Regions from separate parts of the Mus musculus genome. Here region 2 is linked to region 1. Evidence: chromatin loops called from intact Hi-C (ENCODE). Cell type or tissue: gastrocnemius. All regions are shown on one strand.

Evidence for each region. Peaks named below come from ENCODE experiments on the same cell type or tissue, not always from the same donor. Only the 100,000 strongest peaks of a DNase experiment are listed, where the experiment ranks them.
Region 2: a loop joins it to region 1, with 10 times the contacts of the local background. A loop is called at or near these places in 31 of 42 quality-filtered maps.

What each region holds. Positions count from the first base shown.
Region 1 is chr15:55,005,698-55,009,697 of GRCm38, reverse strand. No RefSeq gene overlaps it. Among named protein-coding and RNA genes, the nearest start is that of Gm2491, 21 kb to the right of the region's middle. In gastrocnemius, a CTCF peak has its summit at 1,693 (motif pointing right); a DNase peak (open chromatin) is centred at 1,707; H3K27ac peaks cover 354 bases.
Region 2 is chr15:54,779,052-54,783,051 of GRCm38, reverse strand. LOC115488560 (a small nucleolar RNA gene) reads left to right here and starts at 3,456; the gene lies at 3,456-3,598. In gastrocnemius, a CTCF peak has its summit at 2,147 (motif pointing left); a DNase peak (open chromatin) is centred at 2,143.

The DNA of each region.
Region 1 (4,000 bases):
ACCACGATACTCACTGAAGTGTCCCACCAGCCCCTGGGAGAATGTTTTAATCGAACCTGTTTTATACCTTTTATACGGAACCTGGATGTTTATTTTTCTGCTTATTTGTGACTGAAGAAAATGGAGGTAAGTGAAAATTCATTTGCAGTTATTTCCCAATCGCCAGGCTGTTGTGGGTGCTGTATCGAGAAGGATACTTGAAGGATGAGATACTGTAGACAGCGCTAAAGACTGCGGTGCTGCGTGTGAGCAGCACAGCACAGGCCCAGCGTTTCGGAGAGGAGCGCCCAACACTGCGCTGCACACTGAACGTCTCTGATCTCTGCTCATTGGATGCCACGTCAGTTTTTACAACAATCGCAAGCTCTCTGTTTTTCTGTAGTATCCCTCGCTCCTGTGGTGGGCTCACAAGCACTGAGGGTGACCAACCTCTCATTGCTGCCCTTCAGCGTATGAGACCACCTACTCACATGTCATAAGTGGCAAACTGACGGGTTTCCATCCCAACAACTAAAACAAGCCTTTCGACCCCTCTCCCTCCTTCCCTCCCTATCACCTCTTTTTATTTTTTTTAATCTGTTTTTCTGTTTGAGACACAGTCTCATTATAGTCTTGACTCGCCTCAAACTATCTATGAAATCTGTGTAACCACGGGGGTCCTTCCGTGTCTGCCTCCCACGTGCTGAGGTTTCACGCATCTGCATCATGTGACACATTGCCTGCATAGCCTCATCATGTCTGCTTGCTAACCATTGTACCTGCCTCTCTGCTACCTGCCTTATGTGTGCCTTTTCTTGTTTTACACATGAACAATTGAGTGTAAAATAAGTAATTAAAATACATTCAGCATTTATTACTTACATTCTATGTGTAGTTACTGAGATAAATTCGTGAACGAGACAAAACTTGAGGTTGCCCAGCTAAGGCAGTAGAAAGCTCAGAATTGTAACTCAGTGACTGTTGGCTCAGGGAAACCTTTTACTGAGCAAGCCTGGTGACACCCCAGTTCAAACTCTAGAATCCACATAAAGATGGAAGAAGGGAACGAACTCCAGAAAATTGTCCTTTGACCTCCACACACATGGATGACATTTGGGCTTCCTCTTTCCCCTCTAGCTCTTTTTCTCCTTCACACACATATGGTGATAAAATAAAATGAAATATTTTAAATGATTTTAACTTAATGTTTTATTTCCAGAATAGCACATCGCCTCCTACTTCTTCATAGATTATAATCTGGAAGAAAAATTTAATCAGCCAAATTAATTCTAATTAACAAACTGTAGGAGTGTTCAGAAGGCATCCGCACGTACTATACAATCACTTTGACAGTCTTGCTCCTCCTTGGGGCTGCTGCAGCCCGTGCGCCCAGCACTCTCTAGTCACTAAAGGAGACATCAGCACTGGTGCACAGCCTATGTCACGTGACCTTAAAGAAGCAGGAGCCCAGACTCCTCCCGGACTATTGGCTCTTTCCTCTTTGAGAGCACTTGGCTTGGAATGTAGACTCCACTCAGACACCTGCGTTGGTGGGGCCCTTTCAGGTTTCAAGTAACCATCATTTCTTCCTTCTTCCTTTCCCTTTGTTCTTCCTGTCTGTTCTTTCCTTCTTCCACTTGTTTATTCTACGTGTATGAGTGTTTTACCCACATGTCGGGTATGTGGACCACAACCCTGTGTGCAGTACCCAGAAAGGCCAGAAGAGGGTATTGGAGCCCTTGGAACCAAAATCAACTAAAATTCAAGCCACTGGCACCCTCTGAAGTGGAAGATTTTCTTGGTCTGATTATGTGAAGCAGGCAGACCCAGCCATCAGTGTGGACAGCATCTTCTGCTGGCAGCCTAAATGAACGGACATGGAAGAGAGACATGTGCTTCTTGGCCTAGTTGGCCTCACTGTAGCTGGGAGTCCCTCTACTCTGTTGCTACAGTGTCATTTCGTGTTTGTTACCTCCTCCAGTTTCCAATGTAGAGGGAGACCAGCATTTTTCCTGAGATCAGCCAGGTCTGTAGGGCCAGACTGGGATTGTTAAGACATCCAGCCTCATGTCCGGCCTCACTGAGCAAAGTCTGGATTCTCAGTCTCTTCAGTGTGAAAAAGCCTTACTGGACTACTGCGACTGTGTCCTGGAAGCCAGCCTAATTAATTGCCCTTTAACACATGTATTCAGTCGATCAGTTCTCTTCCTTTAGAGCCATTATGTGAGAGCAAGGATTGGAACCCATCTCCTCTGCAGGAGCAGTCGGTGCTCTTAACAACCAAGTCATCTCTCCAGCCCTCATAGAACGTTTATGAAAACTCACACTTTTCCAGTGGTCAGGAAAACGCTGTCCTCAATTGCGTATATCCACTATAGTTTTCTTATATGTCGATTCCTTGGTTACTGTGGTGTTATGTGAAACATTGGTGAATTAACACTGCCATTCGTTTACTTATACAATCGTCTTTCTTGCTTGGTTCGAGAATTGCAAGCTTATATGGCAGTGGCTCACAGTTCCCGGACTGGATTTCTTCTCATTTTCTCACATTCAATCACTGAAAAGTATCCTCCAGAGGGAGGGCTTTTTTTATTTTTATTTTTAATTTCTCCCCAGTGGTTCCTATACCAGACAACCTGGTAATTATATATGTTAGATACCATGGGGGTGGCAGAGACGGGAAGGGTTCCCACAAGTTGGAGGAGTCAGAAATTAAAAAAAATTTTTTTTGTTATTTCTCAAGATAAACTTTTACACCAAAACATGTTACTTGGGTGTGTAAAGGGCCCTTCCCATTTGATCATGAGTCACCACACCATTACCCTGTTTATGAGGCGCACTCACCCTTAACCATTTAGCCACCATGCTCACTGCACTTAAGCATTGTCTCTGCATGCACTGAGTTGAACGTGAAAGTAGAAGCTGGTTTTACCAGCTAAAGAGCCACGCAGAGATCAAGTCCTGGAAGACAGGGGGCTTGGGCTCTGCTTCCCAGTTCTGTGATTATCTTGTTCTGTGGCCTGAAAGAAATCCCCCCAATCTCAACGGGGGCCCAACTCTGAAAAATGGAAAAATAAATAAGATTGTTTCAAGGTGTCTCAGCGGCTGCCAAGCTGCTAGCGCTATTTCTGTTGTGACTGATGGTAAAAGTCTTTACTTTGGGTCTTAAAGACAGCCTTGTGTGGTTTTAGTTCAGTTTTTGAAAAAAGACATCTCCAGTAGTCTGCATATACTCTGAAAGTACGGACAAGGTATTGAATAGTTAGCTGGGTAAGTTTCTGAAGTACTATAAACTGTTTTCATATCTTTTGAACCCATCGACCTCCCTCCCCGCTACCAAGACCGCCTCACATTGTGGCTGCCCCTCAGCTGCTGTGAGTTCTAGGTCCTTTTCAGTCTTCACAATCATCAGAAGTCACAGAGATTTGATAGACAGCAACCCATGGCTGGTGGAGGGGCATCCACCCGTGAGTCTACCGCCCTGCTTTCAAGGAGCCTGGGCCTAGCAGTAGATGGTGCGCATGCGCGTGCCACTCGCACTGGACCCTGTAGTCTGAACCCGATCATAAACCAATGAGACATCAGGGCAGATCATGTTGGGGGTACAGAGATCTTTCTCTGTTTCTCTGTTCATCTGTTCATCTGTTTCTCTGTTTCTCTGTTGGGTGTACAGAGATCTTTCTCAGTTTCTCTGTTCGAGCCACAGTTCTGTGCTTTGATAATTTTCAAGTGACGATTTCCTTTCCTTTCTGTCAGTGTTTGACAGGGTCTCCCTTTGTAGCACCGGCTGGCCAGCAATCCACCGTATGGACTAAGCTGGCCTCAAAGTCACTGCCATTCTCCTTCATCTGCCTTCTGAGGGTTGGACTCTCAGTCAGTGACACATACCTGGCTTTAGTGAAGTTTTGTTTATTCTTTTGAGACAGGCTTTCCCTAGGTATTCCAAGAGCTTTGGGCTTTTGATTTTCCTGCCTCAGTTTTCCTCCTACCATAATCGCCCTCCTGTAGGGACCATAGGCAT
Region 2 (4,000 bases), 230 kb after region 1:
GTTTGTTTGTTTCTTAAACAGCTGCTCTCCTCCATTGTCTTTGCATATAAGTGTTTGAATATTATTTAAATCTATTTTGGAATCATCTTATAACTCACTATATATCGCAAACAGGCCTTGGATTTATGGCCTTTGTGGGCTTCAGCCTTCTGAACAGCTAGAGTTACAAGCTTGTGTCATGCAACCTAGCTTTGTGTTAGTTTTTATTTGAATATTTGAATTTTCCAGTGATGCTTTCTGGACCTGGTATTTTAGTGTGTGTGTGTGGGGAGTTGTTTGTATTTTTATTTATTAAATCTCTACTTTTTTGCAGATTTCCTTTTCTTCTTTGTTTAGTATTATTGTACATCTCTAAGAATTCACCTCTTTTCTTGGTATAAGTTGTCACTACACATTTGTTTATAGTATTTTCCTGTAGCTTCTTGTAGCTGCTTTTGCCTTTTACTTTTTGAGACAGAGTATCAAGCAGCCTGAGCTAGCCTCGGCCAAGGACGACCTGGAACTCTTCACTCTGTCCCTCAACACTGTGTTATGTCTATTCTGTATTTTAGTAGCCTATCTATCTAGTCTTTATTTCTTCCTTTATACGTTAGTGTGGATATTGTTTATATTTTCTTTTCCTTCCTTCTTTTTCTTCTTCTGCTGGGTATCGAACCCAGGCCCTTGCACAGGCTAGGCATGAGCTGCCTCCACATGCATAGTTCTGATGGTTTATGTGACTAACGAATGACTGTCTTCCCAAGGGCACGCCGTCTAACAGACCTAAAGGGAAGTGAGCTGCTTTTTGTGCTCTAGCTCTGGAGGTTGCTCGCTACCCGGTGCTGCCGTCTGTTGATCTCACAGACACTCGCCAACTTAAGAAGATTCCCTAGGAGACAGCATGACGGGATGGAAAAAAATTATCTTTCATTCAAGCAGCCTCCATTTTGACTTGTTGCTCTTCCAGGTTGTCAAAAGTTGAGCTAGTTCCTTCTCGAAATGGTGCGCATAGTGTCTGTACTCTTTCTTTAGAAGACAATGTGTTTGTATTGGGTGGAAATCAATGGCTACTGGACCAGTGTTTGGGACACACAGGCTCAAGTTGACAGAGCCTTGTCCTTGAGTCCCCTTGAGTTGCAGAGCTGTATAATGAGAGGGATGTTTTATTTGCCTTGTATTTTTGTGACAAAGAATAAAATTTACCTTTCCTGAGCATGCTTGAACTTAGAATCAGTTTGATGTGCCATTTCAGGCTTCACCTACACCTATGCAAGGTGTTATATATGTGATATGTCTTAACTTGGACCCCCTTCCCCCCCAGCCCCCAAATGTGAGTTACTATGTATGCAGTATGTCTTAGCCTCAGCCTCAGGCTCAGCCCCAGCCTCTGTTTCAACTCAGCCTCTCCTAATTTGTCACTCATCCTGTGAAAAGCTTATTTTAAAACTTTTTTTGCAGGAAGAACATGAAGGTTCCCTTCAGCATACCTTTAACTCAGGGCATTTATTTTTTACTGAGGACAGACTGCTGTGGAACAGATAAGCCTTTAATAGCTGATATTTGTGCTGTCATTAAATCTCTCTATATGTAGCCTTTCTACAGGTCCATCTCCAACTTCAGGAATGGCCAACTCGCAAGGATTCAGCCCAGTTGTTCCCATGTTATTCTTTTGCTGCTGTCTCCATAACAGAAGAACAACGATAGGGGTTCTTAACTGCATTGCTTACCTCTGTAGGATGCACAAAGCGACTTCTCTTTTTTTCTGTTTGAGCATAAACAGAGTATTGCAGAGATTCACCCTATTCTACTATCTCAGCAGTATGCCACTATGTACATTGTTGGAAATTCTGTCTTCCATGTTTTCCATCAAGCTGCCATACACTCAGACTTGAAGATGATGTTTAATAAACAACAAATTCACTGGAACAAGATGGAGAAAATGAAGAATTCAATTTCTTTAGAAATGTCACAGGTATGAGACTCTGACACTTTCAGAACTACGAAGAAGAAAATAAAGAATAGCAACTTTATTTTCTATTTTGTCTGGAAAAGACAGAGTGACTAAACCTTAGTTCCTTCTTTCTTCCCCCCCCTTGTTTTCATAATTAATCTTACCCTAAATCACACACCATCTACAAAGAAATGTATGTAACACAGGCGCCCCCTCGTGGTTCTTTTCTGTCTAAGGTCGCACAAAATTAAGACTTCATTCACTAAAGGTGAATCATTTCAGGGCTGCAAGCGCCTTTATAAACAGAAACAAAATGCAGATGCCCGGGAAAGCCTCTAGCCCCCCAGAGAACATTCCACTCCCTCCTAAAATTATATAACGTTGTCTGAAGGAATATAAAACATAGTTTTAAAAACTGCACACAAAGATCTTTGTTTTGGGGGTGGTGTTGGTAGTGGTGATCAGAAGTCAACTCTTGTGCTGTTTCTCAAAAGCCATCCACTGTGTACTCTGAGATAGTCCCCCAGCGGTTGGCCCAGGATCCACTGGTCTCCACTTCTCCATGCCCAGGACTGGGATTGTAACCAGCATGGGTTTTATGTGGGCTCTGGGAATGCAGCTCAGGTTCCTGTGTTTGTGAGGCAAGCCCTGTCCAGATAATTTTTTTGCTACCAATATACCAACTTTAGCTGTTTGGCAATGAGAAACCCGAATTCCTCATTACCCATGTTTAAAGAGAGCTTGAGAGATTGTGGGGATAAATAGAGATTCATAAAAAAAAGCTATTCTTCATTGGGATAAACTTTAAAATATGAGTTTCCACAAACGTGAAAGGAAGTGAGGGCAGGTAGAGAAGACTGATCAAACTGTGTCCCACCAGTGGTATATGTGGATCGTGTACAGACAAGGATAGCTATGAATGTAGCCCAACACAAAATCAGAAACTCATGCGGTGCTGTGTGTGTGTCACAGTTTGAATAAAATGGCCCCATGGGCCCATAGGTTCTTCCTCCCAGCCCCATGCTCCCAGAAATAAGACTCGGACTCAAAATATATTTACTAACACCTTGGCTCTTCTCTGACTAGAATCATAGCTTAAGATAACTCTTTTATTTTGTCTCCTGCCTGGCTCCATCCCAGAATTCTTTCTGCCTCCTGGATGTCCCACCTCTTATTTCCTGCATAAACCATAGGCTATCAGATTTATTATTGACAGGTGCCACATCCATACAGACATAAGATATTCTTTCTACAGGAAGTGGCACTGTTAAGAGGTGTGGCCTTGTTGGAGGAAGTGTGTCACTGAGGTTAGGCTTTGAGGTCTCACATGCTCAAGCCAGACCCAGGGACTCACTGTCTTTTCCTACTGCCTGCCTATCCAGATGTAGAACTCTCGGCTCCTCTAGCACATGTCTGCCTGTGTGCCACCATGCTTCCTCCCATGCTGATAATGAACCCCTGAAATGTAAGCCAGCCCTAATTAAATGCTTTCCTTTATAAGAGTTGTTTTGATCAACCCCTCCCAATCCCCAGAAATGGGCAAAGAATCACCTTGTTGGTGATGTTGTTCTTATATCAGTCAGGGGCAGAGCAGATGGCAGTCCATTGTTCATCCTAGCTTGGTGCCTGGCTTGGTGGCCAAAGCTGTTTTTTTTTTTTGCCAGGAAATATAAAAATCAAATCAAATCCAATCAAATCCAGGCATCTCACATGGGAGGAGGTGGACTGCCATGCTACCCACAGACCTGGTGTACAGCACAGGTGGACCATAGACCTAACTGCCTCCACACCATGCAGTAGGGATGGATGATGTCACTCAGGGCCTTGCTAGCCACAGAGCCACCAGAGTGTGCTAGTATATGATGGACAGCTGAGAGAAAACAGAGTGGAGCAGCTTGAGCACTATCGAGAGAGAGAGAGAGAGAGAGAGAGAGAGAGGGAGGGAGAAAGAGAGAGAGAGAGAGGGAGGGAGGGAGAGAGGGAGGGAGGGAGAGAGAGAGAGAGAGAGAGAGAGAGAGAGAGAGAAAGAGAGAGAGAGAGAACTGGAGTCTTAAGGTTGGAGAGGAGTCG